2 separate regions of the Homo sapiens genome follow, and region 2 is linked to region 1. The links are chromatin loops, found by intact Hi-C in ENCODE. Cell type or tissue: PC-3. All regions are shown on one strand. Each heading gives the region's core, and the rest is flanking DNA. Links, peaks and the distances in the headings are about the cores only.

The links. Hi-C counts contacts between places; a loop is a spot of excess contacts. Peaks named below come from ENCODE experiments on the same cell type or tissue, not always from the same donor. Only the 100,000 strongest peaks of a DNase experiment are listed, where the experiment ranks them.
Region 2: a loop joins it to region 1, with 4 times the contacts of the local background. A loop is called at or near these places in 10 of 110 quality-filtered maps.

The regions. Positions count from the first base shown.
Region 1 is chr20:51,698,267-51,703,640 of GRCh38, forward strand. The region is part of intron 4 of ATP9A (ATPase phospholipid transporting 9A (putative)); the gene reads right to left. Among named protein-coding and RNA genes, the nearest start is that of ATP9A, 67 kb to the right of the region's middle. RefSeq lists enhancers at 294-794, 3,209-3,709, 3,710-4,210 and a silencer at 3,204-3,498. In PC-3, for the core only: a CTCF peak has its summit at 2,679 (motif pointing right); a DNase peak (open chromatin) is centred at 2,685; H3K27ac peaks cover 1,170 bases.
Region 2 is chr20:51,963,979-51,969,352 of GRCh38, forward strand. No RefSeq gene overlaps it. Among named protein-coding and RNA genes, the nearest start is that of LINC01429, 100 kb to the left of the region's middle. RefSeq lists enhancers at 4,550-5,051, 5,052-5,374. In PC-3, for the core only: CTCF peaks have their summits at 2,554 (motif pointing left) and 2,756; a DNase peak (open chromatin) is centred at 2,533.

The DNA.
Region 1 (5,374 bases), core at 139-5,138:
TAGTCCCAGGACTTTGGAAGGCCGAAGCAGGCAGATGGCTTGAGCCCAGGAGTTCCAAACCAGCCTGGCCACATGTCAAAACCCTGTCTCTACCAAAAACATAAAAATTAGCTGGATGTGGTGGCACATGCCTATAGTCCCGGCTATTCGAGAGGCTGAGGTGTGGGAGGATCGCTTGTGCCCAGGAGATAGAGGCTGCAGTGAGCCGTGATCATGTCACTCCGGCCTGGGCAACAGTGAGACCCTGTCTCAACAGCCAGACAGCATTTACTGAACGCCTGCTGTATGCCAGGCGTTCTAAGGGCTGGGGATACGTGAAACTCAATTCCAGTGGAGGGGAGGAGGCAATAAACAAATAATGGATGAAAGGGGTTGGAGAATCAGAGGGGTGGCTGTCAACAAACTCTGTGGGAGAGTTGAGGCCAGAATTAGACAGACGAAGGACACTGTGTTTACCAATAACAGACGAAAGGCACCCTGAGATGTGAGAAAGTGGGACAGGTGAATAGCTAACAGCATGCACACGGCCAAAGGCTAGAACTCCTTCAGCAAGACGTAAAGCATCAGGAAAGCAGGGAACAGCGAGAGATGAAAGTGGAAGGGGCCAGTTGGGGCCAGGTGGCCCCACACCCTGTGAGGGAGCCCAGAGAGGAAGAGAGAATTTATTCTGGTGATAGGTGAAATTCACATACAGGAGCAACACCACAAAATCTTTATGATGCTGCTATCTTGTAACAAGCCCATGTAACTTACAAATGTTCAGCTAAGAGAGAGATAAAAAGTAATTATAGGCCGGGCACCACAGTGGCTCACGTCTGTAATCCCAGTACTTTGGGAGGCCGAGGCAGGTAGATCACCTGAGGTCAGGAGTTCAAGACCAGCCTGGCAAACATGGTGAAATCCTGTCTCTACTAAAAATACAAAAATTAGCAAGGCATAGTGGCAGGCACGTGTAATCTCAGCTACTGAGGCAGGAGAATCGCTTGAACCCGGGAGGTGGAGGTTGCAGTGAGCCAAGATCTCACCCTTGCACTCCAGCCTGGGCGACACAAGCAAAACTCAATCTCAAAAAAAAAAAAAAAAAAAAAGAACTTAAAGACTTAAAGACACGAAATAATATAAGTGCACAACTCTAGACTTTTAGTGTCTCACATATTTTACATTTTAACATAATTTAATATCATTTATTTTTTAAGTATTTCACTACCATTGAGATTTTTCAGAGCATTCCAATGTTTTCCTATTGAAACAACTCTCTTTAATCGGTTCCATAAGATTTGTTTTTAACTAATTTTTGTGTGTCGTTAAATCTTGTCATTAAACAATAAGTAGAACTGGCATCAAAAGGTCTGATATAAACACTACTGACTTCTGACTTCTTTTTTTTTCTTTTTTAGACGGAGTCTCGCTCTGTCACCCAGGCTGGAGTGCAGTGGCATGATCTCGGCTCACTGCAACCTCCACCTCCTGGATTCAAGCGATTCTTCTGCCTCAGCCTCCCGAGTAGCTGGGACTACAGGCACCCACCACCAAGACTGGCTAATTTTTGTAGTTTTAGTAGAGACGGGGTTTCACCATATTGGCCAGGCTTTTCTCGAACTCCTGACCTCGTGATCCACCCGCCTCGGCCTCCCAAAGTGCTGGGATTACAGGCATGAGCCACTGCGCCCGGCCAACACTACTGACTTCTAGAAAGCACTCAACTAACAATGGCGAGCTGAACTAACCCTCGATCGCTGGTAAGACTTCTGGACTCTCCTAGTGTGAGTATTTCACCCTACTAAGTGAGCATCTAGCATCTAATGGCACCTCATTTTCATAAAATGTGATGCTAAACTCAATTCAGTGACCGGAGCCCTGGCCTGCTAGAGAGAGATCCACTGGCCTCCTTTCATTATGTCTTGGGCTTTGGTCAATACATTTACAGAGAGACTGGAGAACATCCAATTAGATGATTAGAAATGGGTAAAGAGGCCGGACACAGTGACCCAAACCTGTAATCTCAGCACTTTGGGAGGCTGAGACAGGTGGACCACTTGAGCCTATTAGTTCAAGACCAGCCTAGGCAACATAGCAAGACCCTGTCTCTACAACAAACACAAAAAATCAGCCAGGTGTGGTGATGTGCACCTACAGTCCCAGCTACTCCGGAGACTGAGGTGGGAGGAATGCTTGAGCCCAGGCGACCAAGGCTGCTGTGAGCTGAGATTGTGCCACTGCACGGCAGCCTGGGCAAAAGAACAAGACCCTGCCTCAAAAAAGAGAGACAGAGAAAGAGAGAGCGCCGGGCATGGTGGCTCACACCTGCAATCCCAACACTTTGGGAGGCCGAGGCGGGCGGATCACCTGAGGTCAGGAGTTTGAGACCAGCCTGACCAACATGGAGAAACTCCATCTCTACTAAAAATACCAAATTAGCCAGATGTGGTGGCACACGCCTGTAATCCCAGCTACTCGGGAGGCTGAAGCAGGAGAATCGCTTGAACCCGGGAGGCGGAGGTTGCAGTGAGCCCAGTTCGCACCACTGCACTCCAACCTGGGCAACAAGAGCGAAACTCCGTCTCAAAAAATAGAAAACAGAGAGGGAGCGAAAGAAAGAGAGAAATGGGTAAAGAGACGGTCTAATTGGCAGAACGATTTCATGGCCTGAACCACTCTTCTTGCTCCACTAGGGGGCAAAAGGAAAAATGAACACAGACCTGTCGTTTTTCTGGGAGCTCAGGAAGGTATTACTTGAAGGAAGACCGTAAATTCAACGTGGCCCTCAGCGCCAATGAACTTTTCCTTCACCTGAGCTTGCCCCAACTTTCCCAAACATAAATTTACACATTGTCTTTGGTTTTATTACTAAAATTTATGCTGCTGACCTGGCCCAAATGATCACACCCGGGTTCAGATCTTCAAGCTCTAGTTACAGGTTCCCTCTTAAAATCTAACTCATAGAAGAGCATGTGTTTTCATTCTTATTAAATAATAATTGCCTATGTATATGTGTGTACATTAGCAGGACAGAGGACAAAATCAGGGAGATTTCACTAAAAGGATCAGCAGGGCTTTCTCTGGCACATATATTTTCCAAATTTTTCACATGAATTGTTTTTCCATTAAGCGTAAGGTTGCTTTCCTAAGAAGAAAAAAATAATAATTAAAATTAGCTCAAATTTTTAAGTGACCAGACCCAGATTTTTCCCTTCTGCAAGTGAGTGCTGATTTATGATCCATTCATTTGAACTCTGCCTCTCTCTGTCCATCTGTTCTGCCTCAACAAAAACCCCTTTAATCCTCTGTGTTTGCAGAGCAGTTTCTGAGTAACCCCAGCAGGCCAATCCTTCATGCAAACACACCTACTGTACCCAACTGTCCATCAGCCAACAGGGCTCTTGCTCCACCTCTAAGGGAGGAAGCAAGGAGCCACACCATCATGAGGTCACTTGGGATTTTTAGCCACGGTCATTCATTAGCATTGCAGTGTTTTGAGGGGATGAGCCTCGGATCTGCAGCTTGAACAAACACAGATTCCCAGACTCTCCCCTTCTGTTGAGCTACTGCAGAGTGCTGTCAATTTGGACTTCTTGCCCCATGTTGTCTTTTCTTTTGGTGATCAAAAACACGTAGTTTGGCTGGGCACAGTGGCTCCCAATCCTAGCACTTTGGGAGGCCGAGGCGGGTGGATTGCTTGAGCCCAGGAGTTTGAGACCAGCCCGGGCCGCATGGCAAAACCCTGTCTCTATTTTTTAAAAAAGTTAAATTAGGCCAGGCGTGGTGGCTCATGCCTGTAATCCCAGCACTTTGGGAGGCCGAGGCAGGTGGATCATGAGGTCAGGCGTTCGATACCAGCCTGGCCAACATAGTGAAACCCTGTCTCCACTAAAAATATATAAAATTAGCCGGGCGTGGTGGCAGGCGCCTGTAATCCCAGCTACTTAGGAGGCTGAGGCAGGAGAATCGCTTGAACCTGCAAAGGCGGAGGCTGCAGTGAGCCAAGACCGTGCCACAGCCCGGGTGACAGTGCAAGACTCTGTCTCAAAAAAAAAAAAAAAAAAATTAAATATCTATAGATACATAGTTTGGGCCTTCATGCTTCATGGTGTGTGTGTTCGTGTGTGTGTGTGTGTGTGTGTGTGTGTGTGTGTGTGTGCATGTAATGAGAGAAAATACAAATAAAACCAGAATGAAAAGGAGAAAAAGCAGCAAGAAGAAAAGAGATAAAAAAGCAGATACTGTTATTTACATTCCCATATTTACTGGGAGTTTTCCACCAGCCAGGCCCTAGGCTTGGCTGTCAGTATTTGACTAAAATGTCCCTCTCCAAGGAGCTCTCAAGTTGGTAGGGAGAAAGAGGGAGAGAAAAGAGAGACCAAAGTTAGAAGTGAGGAATCACTGGGCATTCAGTGGTCAGAACTGACTCCCAGAATGAAAAAATCGGTAAGGGTGTGGAAAGGGCCCAAAACACATGATTTCTAACTTCACAGCAACCACTATTCTGAGTCTTCTACGAACATTGTTGCAAAAAAGGGGAAGAACAAGATACGGAGAAGTAACCTAACAGAAGGGTTCTTGTCTTCCTAAGAAAGTAACAGCAGAAAGAAAAAATAGCACATTGATAGCAATTATTACCAATCTCAAAAAAGGGCAGGAACTCTCCCTACAATTGATCTGACAGAAAAGAAAATGCCCTCCTAACAGGCCTCCGGCAGGCACACTTCCCAAGCGCTCCTTGGTTTTTTTGTTGTTGTTTTGTTTTGGTCTCATCTTCCCCAGAGACTCCTAAGATGGAAAAAGGACCAATACACTCCCAGCTTGGGCGATGCTTCACTGTTAATGTCTTAAAATTCTTGGTCAGTTTTGTGTTTTTTTAAACTCAAGATCTAACCACCTGATCTTAATACTTTTTGAACAACCCCACCTCCCACCACAATTTTCATTTTTCACTGGGTCCCACAAATTATGTAGCTGGTCCAGAAGGGAAGTAAAAACACCCAATAATATCTTCTTATAAAGTGCACAGGAAAACCTGGCCCTGTCCTAAGAACCGAGGCCACAGAACTCTGAACTTTTCCTGTAACACCCCATCTCCAATATCGAGGCTCCAAGATTTTTAAACGCATTTGCAGAAATTCTACAAAGGTAAGAGATTTTTGCAAAAGTTAAGCGGAAAATTCTCTGCCTGCCACATCCTAAATCATTAAAAGTCTTCTAATAAATCTATCCCTTTCAGCTTTCGCCACTTCACCCAAGTCGTCTCTCAATCAGAGTTTGTAACGGGGAACAAATTTCCAATTATTAGAGCTGTTTATTTCTGTAGCGATGGACCCCCAAGCCTTTCATAAGCAAACCTATTGAGCCCAAACCATGCCTTTCATGGATGACAGCT
Region 2 (5,374 bases), core at 257-5,256, 270 kb after region 1:
AGTGGTGCCATCTCGGCTCACTGCAGCCTCTGCCTCCTGGGTTTGAGCAATTCTAGTGCCTCAGCCTCCGGACTAGCTGGGACTACAGGCACCCGCCACCACGCCCAGCTAATTTTTGTATTTTTAGTAGATGGGGTTTCACCATGTCGGCCAGGCTGGTCTTGAACTACTGACCTCAAGTGATCCGCCTGCCTAGGCCTCCCAAAGTGCTGGGATTACAGGTGTGAGCCACTGTGTCTGGCCTGAACGAATGATTTGATTAGAAAAGGTTCAGTCAGCTAAGAGATACCCTAGCATTTATCTGATCTGGCCTCCTTGTTTAAGAAATCCTGGGAGGCAGGACAGAAAGCCAACCTGGCTAGCTGAGGTCACCATTCCTGGGCTTCTCATCATACCTGCCACAGTGGCCACTGTGAACAACTTTCTTCTCCTCTGACACCTGGGATTTTTTGTTTCAAATACTCAAAGGTGTGTATTACAGTATTGTTAATGGTAGCAAACACAAAAACAAAACCAACAAAAAACCTCTAGAAACAAAAGGAAAGAATCCTGACACATTCACACCATGGAATATTATATAGATATTAAGTAAAATGAGATAAAACTGGAAAAATTGTCTTAAAGGAATTTCCATTAAGTATTGTTGAGGGAGGAGAGAGGCTGGGTAAGAGGTAGGATTATTATGATAGAAAGGGAAAAGTTGGTAGAATTTTTTTTAAAAAAGAAGAAAATTAAATAATGGTGGTATTTTAAAAATATGTATGATATATCCACTTTATGTATCTATGAAAATTGCACAATTAAACATGCTTGTATGTAAGCAGAAGTTTTCTTTTTTAAAAAATGTGGGATGGCTGGGTGTGGTGGCTCACGCATGTAATCCCAGCACTTTGGGAAGCTGAGGTGGGTGGATAACCTGAAGTCAGGAGTTTGAGACCAGCCTGACCAACATGGTGAAACTCCATCTCTACTAAAAATACAAAATTAGCTGGGCATGGTGGTGCTTGCCTGTAATCCCAGCTACTTGGAAGGCTGAGGCAGGAGAATTGCTTGAACCCGGGAGGCAGAGGTTGCAGTGAGCCGAGATGGAGCCATTGCACTGAAGCCTGGGTGACAAGAGTGAAACTCCGTCTCAAAAACAAAAACAAAAAAAGCAAGATGCACCTACAGTGATAAAAAGGATAATGTATAGCTTCAAATGTAGGAAAGAAGGATTAAAAATAAATAAGCTGCCGGGCACAGTGGCTCACGCCTGTAATCCCAGCACTTTGGGAGGCCGAGGCGGGCAGATCATGAGGTCAGGAGATCGAGACCACAGTGAAAGCCCGTCACTACTAAAAAATACAAAAAATTAGCTGGGCGTGGTGGCGGGCACCTGTAGTCCCTGCTACTCAGGAGGCTGAGGCAGGAGAATGGCATGAACCTGGAAGGCAGAGCTTGCAGTGAGCCGAGATCGCGCCACTGCACTCCAGCCTGGGTGACAGAGCAAGACTCTGTCTCAAAAAAAAAAATAAAAAATAAAATAAATAAGCTAACATTTACTTCAAAATGCAGTAAGAAGAAAAACAGGGTCAAATATAAAGAAAGATGGAAATAAAAGGAAATAACCATCTGAAAAAAATTTAAACAGAAAATGTCCTAAAGCTAATATGAAACGTTCGGCCAGGTGCGGTGGTTCATGCCTGTAATCCCAGCACTTTGGGAGACTGAGGCTGGCACATCACTTTAGGTCAGGAGTTTGAGATTAGCCTGACTGAGATGATAAAACCCCATCTCTACTAAAACTACAAAAATTAACCAGGTGTGGTGGCACATGCCTGTATTCCCAGCTACTCGGGAGGCTGAGGCAGGAGGATCGCTTGAACCTGGGAGTTGTTGCAGTGAGCGGAGATCGTGCCACTGCATTCCAGCCTGGGCGACAGAGTGAGACTCCGTCTCAAAAAAAAGCTAATATGAAATGTTAACAGTTGTGGCTGGGCGCGGTGGCTCGCGCCTGTAATCCTAGTACTTTGGGAGGCCGAGACGGGTGGATTGCCTGAGCTCAGGAGTTTGAGACCAGCCTGGGCAACACAGGGAAGCCCTGTCTCTACTAAAATACAAAAAATTAGCCGGGCATGGCGGTGTGCGCCTGTAATTCCAGCCACTCAGGAGGCTGAGGCAGGAGAATTGCTAGAAGTTGGGAGGCGGAGGTTGCAGTGAGCTGAGATTGTGCCACTGCACTCCAGCCTGGGCAACAGAGCGAGACTCCATCTCAAAAAAAAAAGAAATGTTAACAGTTGTTATTTTAAAAGAAGGTTACAAAGCTGCTCATTGTATTTTTTTTTCTACTTTCTGTATTTTTAAACTTTCCTGTTAGAAAATTATACATCAAAAGTAAAGTGTCCCCATGAGGTCATTCTGTCCCCAGGAGTGGGAGGCTTGCCAGGCCTCTGGGTGGGGTGATGCCGTGCTCCTCCCAACCTTGATGCCAGGACTTCCTAACCAGGGGACACCTCATTTCGGTTCTGGTCAGCCTGGCTTTACTTCTCTCCTTACTGCCCCCTTATGGTAGCCATTTGCCAGGGTTTTGTCTTCCTTGGTTATGTCCCTAGCTAAGAGTGTTCTGGAGCCTTGATGTGGATCTTGTGTAGAGGATGAAAGCTAAAAAGTCAGGGAGCCACTTAAGGCATCCCTGGCCTGGGGAAAGGAGCCTTCCTTCTTCCCATTTCCCTTGTCAATGATGCCGGCTCCGTGGATTCTACTCCCATACTTGGGTAGATAATCTGGAAGTCTACTCCTCATCTTTTATGCAGGTTTTAGTTCTGGATAGTTCTTCAATCCTGTCCACTTCCCACTCCCACCCCCAAACGGTGCACTATGTATGAGCCATGCAGTAGGTACCCCGCATAAAGGGAAACTCGCACCTCCCTTCCTCACAGACTCCCATGGCGGGGAAGCTGGACTTGGCACAGGTGGAGTCCTGGGGAGTAAGTTCTTGGGCTGGCATGTTCATCATCTCACTGGTGGGCTCACCTTGGGCAAATGACAATTTCTCTAAGACTCAGTTTCTTCTTGCAGAAAACTAGGACCACAAACTGGGTATACATTAAGTAGATAATGAGTGTTTGGACTTTTGTTTACTGTGTATCTTTCCCAGTTTGTCTGGAGGGCATAGTCTTTCATGGTTTCGTTCAGCATGGTTTTCTTAGAGCGTTTATGCATGCCTGTCACATGTAGGCATTCTGGAAATATTTGTTGAATGAAGTACTTTTGCTTTGTAGTTTTACTTTAAATCTTCCCTTACTTCTCTTGGAGATTTTTTTTTTTTTTTTTTTTTTTTTTTTTGTGACGGACTTTCGCTCTTTTTTTTTTTTTTTTTTTTTTGAGACGGAGTCTCGCTGTCGCCCAGGCTGGAGTGCAGTGGCGCAATCTCGGCTCACTGCAGGCTCCGCCCCCTGGGGTTCACGCCATTCTCCTGCCTCAGCCTCCCGAGTAGCTGGGACTACAGGCGCCCGCCACCTCGCCCGGCTATTTTTTTGTATTTTTAGTAGAGACGGGGTTTCACCGTGTTAGCCAGGATGGTCTCGATCTCCTGACCTCGTGATCCACCCGCCTCGGCCTCCCAAAGTGCTGGGATTACAGGCGTGAGCCACCGCGCCCGGCCCGGACTTTCGCTCTTGTTGCCCAGGCTGGAGTGCAATGGCGCGATCGATCTCAGCTCACCAAAACCTCCACCTCCCAGGTTCAAGCGATTCTCCTGCCTCAGCCTCCTGAGTAGCTGGGATTACAGGCATGCGCCACCATGCCAGGCTAATTTTGTATTTTTAGTAGAGCCTGGGTTTCTCCCTGTTGATCAGGCTGGTCTCGAACTCCTGACCTCAGGTGATCTGCCCGCCTCGGCCTCTCGGCCTCCCAAAGTATTGGGATTACAGGTGTGAGCCACCATGCCCAGCCTAGGAGGAGATATTTTTAAGGGTTTAAAGAACATACCTAGACATAGAATTGTTGGGTCGTGGGAAATTCACACCTTCAGCTTCAACTAGATATCACCAATTGTTCTCCAAAGAGGTCTGCCAATTTCTACTCCCAAATAGCAGTTTATAAGGGTTTCCTTCTGTTCACGTTCTCTCTAGAACCTGGTACTTTCGGATTTTAACTGCTATGCCATCCTGATGGGAATGAAATGCTTTTTCTTTAAAGGGAAGAATGAAAATGGCAGGTCCACTTTAGGCTATACGACATATTGAACAATTTTAATTTTACTGTTACTGGATATTTACATTTTAGTTATCCCAGATCTCAGCTCCGATGTCTCTTCTGGGGAGGACTTTGCTGAATCCCTATATAAGTTGGTTTTCCCTTCAGTCACTGACTATCCCATCTGTCTATTTCCCTTCCCTTCTGTCTATTTCCCTTCCCAAGCACAGAAGTCGGAAAGCATCTTTTGGATTGTACTTGTTTACTGCTTTCTCTCCCAGGAGACTTTAAGCGCCCTTGCCTGTCTTGTTCACCACTGCACCTCCAGGCCTAGCACAGAGCCTGGTACAGGACAAGAATGTACAAAATATATAGAGAATAAATGAAAGAGTGTATGGACTTATTGAAAAGCAGAAGCCAGTGGACTAATTCAACACTGGACTCACTAAAATGAATCTTGACAGTTATAGGCAAGTGCTACTGTCAGATACTCTTCCTTTGTTTTGCCCTTCTTACCTTTGAGCCAGAGGTTTTGTTTTTTTTTTTCAGTTTTTTGTTTTGAGACGGAGTCTCAAACTGCACTGCACTGTCGCCCAGGCTGGAGTGCAGTGGCGCGATCTTGGCTCACAGGTGCCTGCCACCATGCCCAGCTGATTTTTTTGTATTTTTAGTAGAGATGGGGTTTCATCGTGTTAGCCAGGATGGTCTCAATCTCCTGACCTTGTGATCTGCCCGCCTTGGCCTCCCAGAGTGCTGGGATTACAGGCATGAGCCACTGCACCAGGCGTGTTTTGTTTTTGAGACAGGGCCTCACTCTGTCGCTCAAGTTGGAGTGCAGTGGCACGATATCGGCTCACTGCAGCCTCGACCTCCTGGGCTTAAGCGATCCTCCCACCTCAGCCTCCTAAGTAGCTGGGACCACAGGCATGTGCTACCACGCCCAGCTGATTTTTTTTCTTTCTTTTCTTTTTTATTTTGCAGAGATGGCGTGTCACTATGTTAACCAGGCTGGTCTTGAACTCCTGAGCTCGCGTGATCCTCCTACCTTGGCCTGCCAAAGTGCTGGGATTACAGGTGTGAGCCACCACACCTGGCCTGAGCCAGAGGTTTTATAATTCACTTAACAAGTGTTTTTGATCACCCCCCGTGTGCCAGTGACTGTGCCATGGAACTACTCATGGAATGAAGGCAAAATTAC